2 separate regions of the Homo sapiens genome follow, and region 2 is linked to region 1. Evidence: chromatin loops called from intact Hi-C (ENCODE). Cell type or tissue: MCF 10A. All regions are shown on one strand. Each heading gives the region's core, and the rest is flanking DNA. Links, peaks and the distances in the headings are about the cores only. Region 1 overlaps DPH6-DT (DPH6 divergent transcript). Region 2 overlaps DPH6-DT (DPH6 divergent transcript).

Region 1 (2,926 bases), core at 298-2,797:
ACTTAACTTTTTGTTGCATCTTCAAATTCTACAACTTTCCTATGATTTAAAATGTCTTCTTCAGAACTCCGGAATAATTTTTTTTAATAAAAGGATCTTCTCTTTCCCCATACACCATCATATAACAGATTTAGAGAAAGCTCCAAAGATTAAGGAATGTGTGTAAAAGATCTTAAACAACAGAGCTGTTTTTGTTCACTCTCCTGTCTCTGGGACAAAGAAAAATGAGGACATAGATGACATATACGGATAAAGGAAACAGGTTTCCATTGGTAAGCCTTTATGGGACCATTGAAAACAAGAGTATGAAAAGAAGTTTTAAAAGTTATGAGGAGCACATTCAGAGAAGACCAAATGAAAGCAAGCAATTATTGGGTAACAGCAGAAACGGAGCATATGCCAAGGCCTGCTATCTCTCTCATGCCTCTTTTGTAAGAGAAATTGCTTTCTATTACTATGTAACTCTATCCTGAACTTTGCAGCCTTTGGAGGAAAGAAAGGTGCTCAGGAAGTAAAATTAGGACTATCATTACTGGTAGAGGAATGAGACACTAGTGGGTTTATTGTTTAGAAACCATCCCAAGTAAGGATACCAAAGCAAGGAAAGTAAATTTTGTCTGAAAATAACTTTGATACAAAGAACATGTTGCTGCTGTAAGTCCATAAACTACATACTGTACTGAAATAATCTCATGGACAATATGAAATGACATTTAAAAATTTTTTTTTATTCAAGAAGAAGAAATAAGTTTGGTAATTTATGCAAATGTTTAATCTGGCTAATTTAGAGAAGTAGTTGTGACCTTGGATAAATTAGTAATCTCACTTTGTGTGCCTCAGTTTCCCCATCCATAAAATGGGAATAACAATGAACCTATCTCATAATTTGTTTTGTCGCTATTCACCTGTACAATGTATGTGAAACAGTTAGAGTTGTGCCTGTCACAGAGTAAACAATAAACATTATTACCATGCCCTTAAAAATATCCAGACATTTGCTTAAAATATCTGGATAACTGCTTCAATTGTCCAGTATATACTAATACAGATAGACTCTTTATGAATGCCTGGAACAAGCTGAATAATGTCTTTCAAATATATCCAGGTAGGTCCTAACCCCTGGAACCTGTGAATATTACTTTATATGGCAGAAGGAACTTTGCAGATGTGATTAAATTGAGGATCTTGAAATGGAGAGATTATCCTGAATTATCTAGGTGGGCCTTACATGCAATCACAAGTGTCCTTATGAGAGAGCAGCAGAGGGAGATTTGACTGCAGAACAGAATAGAAGGCAAGGTGATGACTGAAGCAAGATGATGCTTTGTTGCTGCCTTGGAAGATGGAGGAAAGGGCCACAAGTCTCGAATACAAGGAATTCAGCTCTAGAAGCTGGAAAGGGCAAGGAAACAGACACATTCTCCACTAGACCCTCCAAAGAGGAAGTCCTGCTGACACCTTGAATTTTGCCCAGTTAGACTTGAGTTTGGACATCTGCCCTCTAGAACTATAAGACAATGAATTTCTGTTGTTTTATGCCAGTAGATTTGTGGTTATTTGTTACAGCAACCATAGAAAACTAATACAATGTTGTATCTTTTCTTTAGTTACCAAATTAATTAGTTACTTGACTAATTATTTACCTAATAGTTACCTAATTAAATATATATACTAAGCATATGCTATGGAATGAAATGGGTGTGGGAAGTTGTGATTATCTAGTTTACACAGTCAAAATACTGATCTATTTTCTTGGATTTTACAAATTGATTTGGTTTTCCCCATCTCCACAAATATTTTATTTCAACTGTTTAGACAGAGCTATGGGCTTTTAGTGGAAGGCTCTTTAATTTTCTGCCTATGCTTCATTTACCACCTCAAACATGTACTCTTTATTTATCTGAGGTCTGATAATATTACTCTTTAGATGGCAATCTTAAATATAGGCATAGAAACCTGCCAAATTTTAGAAAACAAGAAGTGAATGAGTCAGGCAGAGAAACACCTGATATTGTGGAAAAAGTACTGGCTTTGGAGCCAGCTAAATCCAGGTTTGAATACTAGGCTACTATGAACTTTGAGACCTTTATCATCTTTGAGTTGTAATTTCCTCCTGGGTAAAATAGGAATTTATAAAAAGTCCCATATGTCATAAAACTCAATCCTCGTTTATAACCAGGTTACAATGCTCCAAACACACATTCCTTTTAGTAGTAGGAATTCTAGTCTTTTTACCAGACATTTCCCTTATAGTAAGAATGGATTCTTCAGGTGAGTGGGTAGAGATTGGAAGATGTCCTTCCTTCTATGTTGCAGTACCCAGGATATGTCCTATAGCAGGTAGCTGGAACCCAAAGCAGCATTACAGAGATTTTACATTTCAGCTCTTTTGATTCTTCCACCTTTGGTTATTTTTCCCTGGGCATAATCCCCAGTACTGAATTGAATGAATCCAGAAGGATGGTAATCCAGAATTTAGATAAATTAACAGTTGACAAAGCCATCAAGTGTTAGTTGAGAAGGAGATATCAGCTCTATCAGGAGAGCTTCTCAATCTTTTGCAGATGATATTATGAAAGAACTGTGACCTCCTGGGAACTACCCACAGTGTCACCCACTAAAACACAGTACTTGGCCCCAGTTTGATATCTACTCTCAGACTCTTCTTAGCGTAGAATATGATTCACCAGATTTGTAGATGTTTTCCTTAAGACCTACTATATTGCAAATTCTTCAGAATTTGTGATTCTCATGGATCTGGAGGCGACAGGCCTTTAAGCTGTCTTAGCAACATTTGCTTACCAGAACAGAATGATTTATCTGGTTTTCTGACAAAAATTTCAAGTCTCATGACTTTTTTCACTGAGTCAGACATCTTACTGTGGAACAGCCAGTTCATTCATTAATAATATCTCATTGTCCATTT
Region 2 (2,926 bases), core at 218-2,717, 69 kb after region 1:
TGTTTGAATGTTAGGGGAAAGGGTTAAGAGAATTATTCTGTCACTGACAATAAAGAAGAAAACACTTTAAATTCACTATTTTTTTTTTTTTGGCAGATACAAGCTAAAACCCTTCTAGAATTGCATTAATAAAACTGAAAAGGAAAAATGAAATAAAACTTTTAAGCCCTGAAGAATCTTAAAAATAGTCTTTAAAGGATAGAAAAAAAGAACAGAAAAATTCCTTTAAATTCCTGGGTCCTACAAATGAGATTTTAGTAGTGGCAAGTAAAACATATTGATTGGCACCAAAGTATAAGATCTTTGTCACCATCTGTTTCCTGATTGTGTCAGCAAGTATTTTTTCCCCACGAGAGTGTGAGAATACACCATAGCCTAAAAGTATCAAAGTGTCAATTATGCACCACATTTAAAAGTTGGAAGCCCAGTTCATGAAAGTCAGTGACAAAAGTCCTGATTCCTGTTTCTTACTGAAGTGAAATCCTTGCACTTCATTCGTTTTGTGAACTACAAAAAGAATGGTGGCTCCATGGGTTAGTGGGGCGGGGAGCTGTGGCAAAAGAGGGAGAAAAGTAATCTTAAATGAATATTTATCAAAAGTGCCCCCCCCCATGTAAGTCACTTTGCTACAAAATGAAGTTATTATGAATAGTATATGCAAATAACGATTTTAACAAGTATGGGGTGACAGGGAGGAGAAAGGGAAAAGAAGGGAAAGAGGATACAGAAAAAGAGAAGTAAAAAAAGAAGGAGGATGGATTAACAGGGAAGCATTTGGGAGTCTGGGCTGGAAAATTGAAAACAGGAGACACTGGTAGGACTGTTGAAACATGAGGCCATGAACAATGGAAGCTGGAAAGGCTGCATTTTCAGAATGAAATCAAGATTATTCTCATCCCTCTTCCCTTTTATCTAGCCATTTTTTTTGTTGTTTACATTTAACTTGAGATATCCTTTTTCTATTTTTCTCTCTGTTTTGATCACTGCTATTGTTAAAGATGGCTAGTGATTAACTACCCTGATTTTCTTTGAGTTCCTGTGCATGTCACTCTGGGTTCTGCTTAGAGAGAAGCACCCTCTTCCTCTTTAGCTGCACCAATTATTTTTTGATGTGTTGCCTTTCTAGCCGAGTTGGTGGAGCTGCCAGTTTTGACACATTCTCTTGCCTAAGAGGGTTGCAATAATGTGTTGAGGTCATTCTTGTGCTGTTGGAGGAATGACCTATGCTCAGGCCAGGTAGTCACAGATGCCGTCTGTCTGCTCGAGTTTCATTCTTTTGTAGTAAGCCTTGGGAAGTTGTTCCTCTGGGTTGACATGAATCCTTTCTTTATTTTGGAAATGAGAGACTCAGGTTCCTATAGCACACTCAGTGTCTAATGTTAAGAGTCAATATCAAAAATACAAAGACTTGTGTTCTAACCAAGGGTGTATGGATTATAGAGACATACGCCTGGCTAGAACAATAGAAAACTTGTAACAAACAGAAAAAAAGCATGCCACATTGCCTTCCTTTACTCATCTAGGTTAACCTATTAAGTGGCAGGAAATCCCTACCTGGTGGAAGGACCAGTTCTGCACATCAGGCAGCCAGGCTCTCAACAAAAACCTTCCAGCCTGGAACTTCACGTGCACCAAGAGAGTAAATAGCCACGTCCTTTGTTCAAGTTTGATTAAATAGAATAGTAGAGGCTGTCAGGTGAGTCTCTTGGCACATTCTCAAATCACATATAACCATAATTAAAGTTAAATCTGTGTGAGTCTGGAAGCCTGGGACATTGTAGGTTTGATCTGAGTTTGAATACACTGTATGAGAGGAGGAGAAAGTAAAGTGTGCTTAGTCTTTTGTCAGAGAAATATCAGATAAAGTGTCAGAACCATTAGAAAACATGACCACTCATTCATTCATATATTCAACATATTTAAATTGAGCACCTACTATTTGGAAGATGCTATAAAATTCACTAAATGCATAGTATTAAATAGGTCATTTGAGAACTTACATGTCACTGAGGGAGAGAAATAAGATAGAAATTAATAAAAAACAACATCATATTATAATAATGCTATGAAGGGAAAAAAAGCAGGAAGCCTTGATAGAGTGAGAAGTAGGGTCAGTGATGTAAAGGGGTAAAGGTAAATATACCTCAACTGATAAACTGAGACATGAAAGATATGATATTTCTATTATTTTTTTCCAATATTTTTAATGGTAAGCTATTGCTTTCCCAATACCCTGCATAGATTGGGAATCCATGAACTGACAATACCCTACCTTCCCATTTTAATCTTTCACTACTTGTACATATATTGTACTTGGAATGAGCGGAACTACTCATTGTTTCCTACACACACCTTGTGCTTTCCTGACTTAGTGTCTTCACTCATCCTTTCCTCTGCCTGGAACTTCTTTTGGACTTTCGGATGTTGCATTCCTGCTACACTTTAAGGTCCTGCTCCACTGTCAGCTCCTTTAGTCCTTCTATCCTGGTCCTCTGAGCTCCTTCTTTGTGCCTCTCACGTTTACAACTTTTTTATTACTCCTATTTTACACATTCTAATACGTGTGTGTGTGTATTTAATTTTCAGCTCCTATTTCTCTTTGTAATCTAAGAATTCCAAAGATGCAGGGGCATGCATAATGTAAAATTGCTGCTGTCTATAAATATTCTTTGAATAAAAATAAATCACATCCAATCAGCAGGAAGCCTGGAAAGTTGAAATCACAAAGAATTTGTGTATGAGACGCAGACACTGTGTTAAATTATTTTGCTCCAAACAAATACTCTGATAAATTAGACACAAGGAATTTATTTTGAAGGTTACTTCAGGAAGCATTGTGAGGGAGTGAGGAAGTGAGGGATGGAAGGGAAAGCCAGTGAATCATATATTAATGTGTGGGTTTCCTCTGTGGGCAATGGAGGCTCAG

The links. Peaks named below come from ENCODE experiments on the same cell type or tissue, not always from the same donor. Only the 100,000 strongest peaks of a DNase experiment are listed, where the experiment ranks them.
Region 2: it touches region 1 in a loop (4-fold over the local background); 4 of 110 quality-filtered maps call a loop at or near these places.

The regions. Positions count from the first base shown.
Region 1 is chr15:35,560,683-35,563,608 of GRCh38, forward strand. The region is part of intron 1 of DPH6-DT (DPH6 divergent transcript); the gene reads left to right. Among named protein-coding and RNA genes, the nearest start is that of DPH6-DT, 16 kb to the left of the region's middle. In MCF 10A, for the core only: no CTCF peak of the experiment used is centred there; no DNase peak of the experiment used is centred there.
Region 2 is chr15:35,629,580-35,632,505 of GRCh38, forward strand. The region is part of intron 1 of DPH6-DT (DPH6 divergent transcript); the gene reads left to right. Among named protein-coding and RNA genes, the nearest start is that of DPH6-DT, 85 kb to the left of the region's middle. In MCF 10A, for the core only: no CTCF peak of the experiment used is centred there; a DNase peak (open chromatin) is centred at 1,182.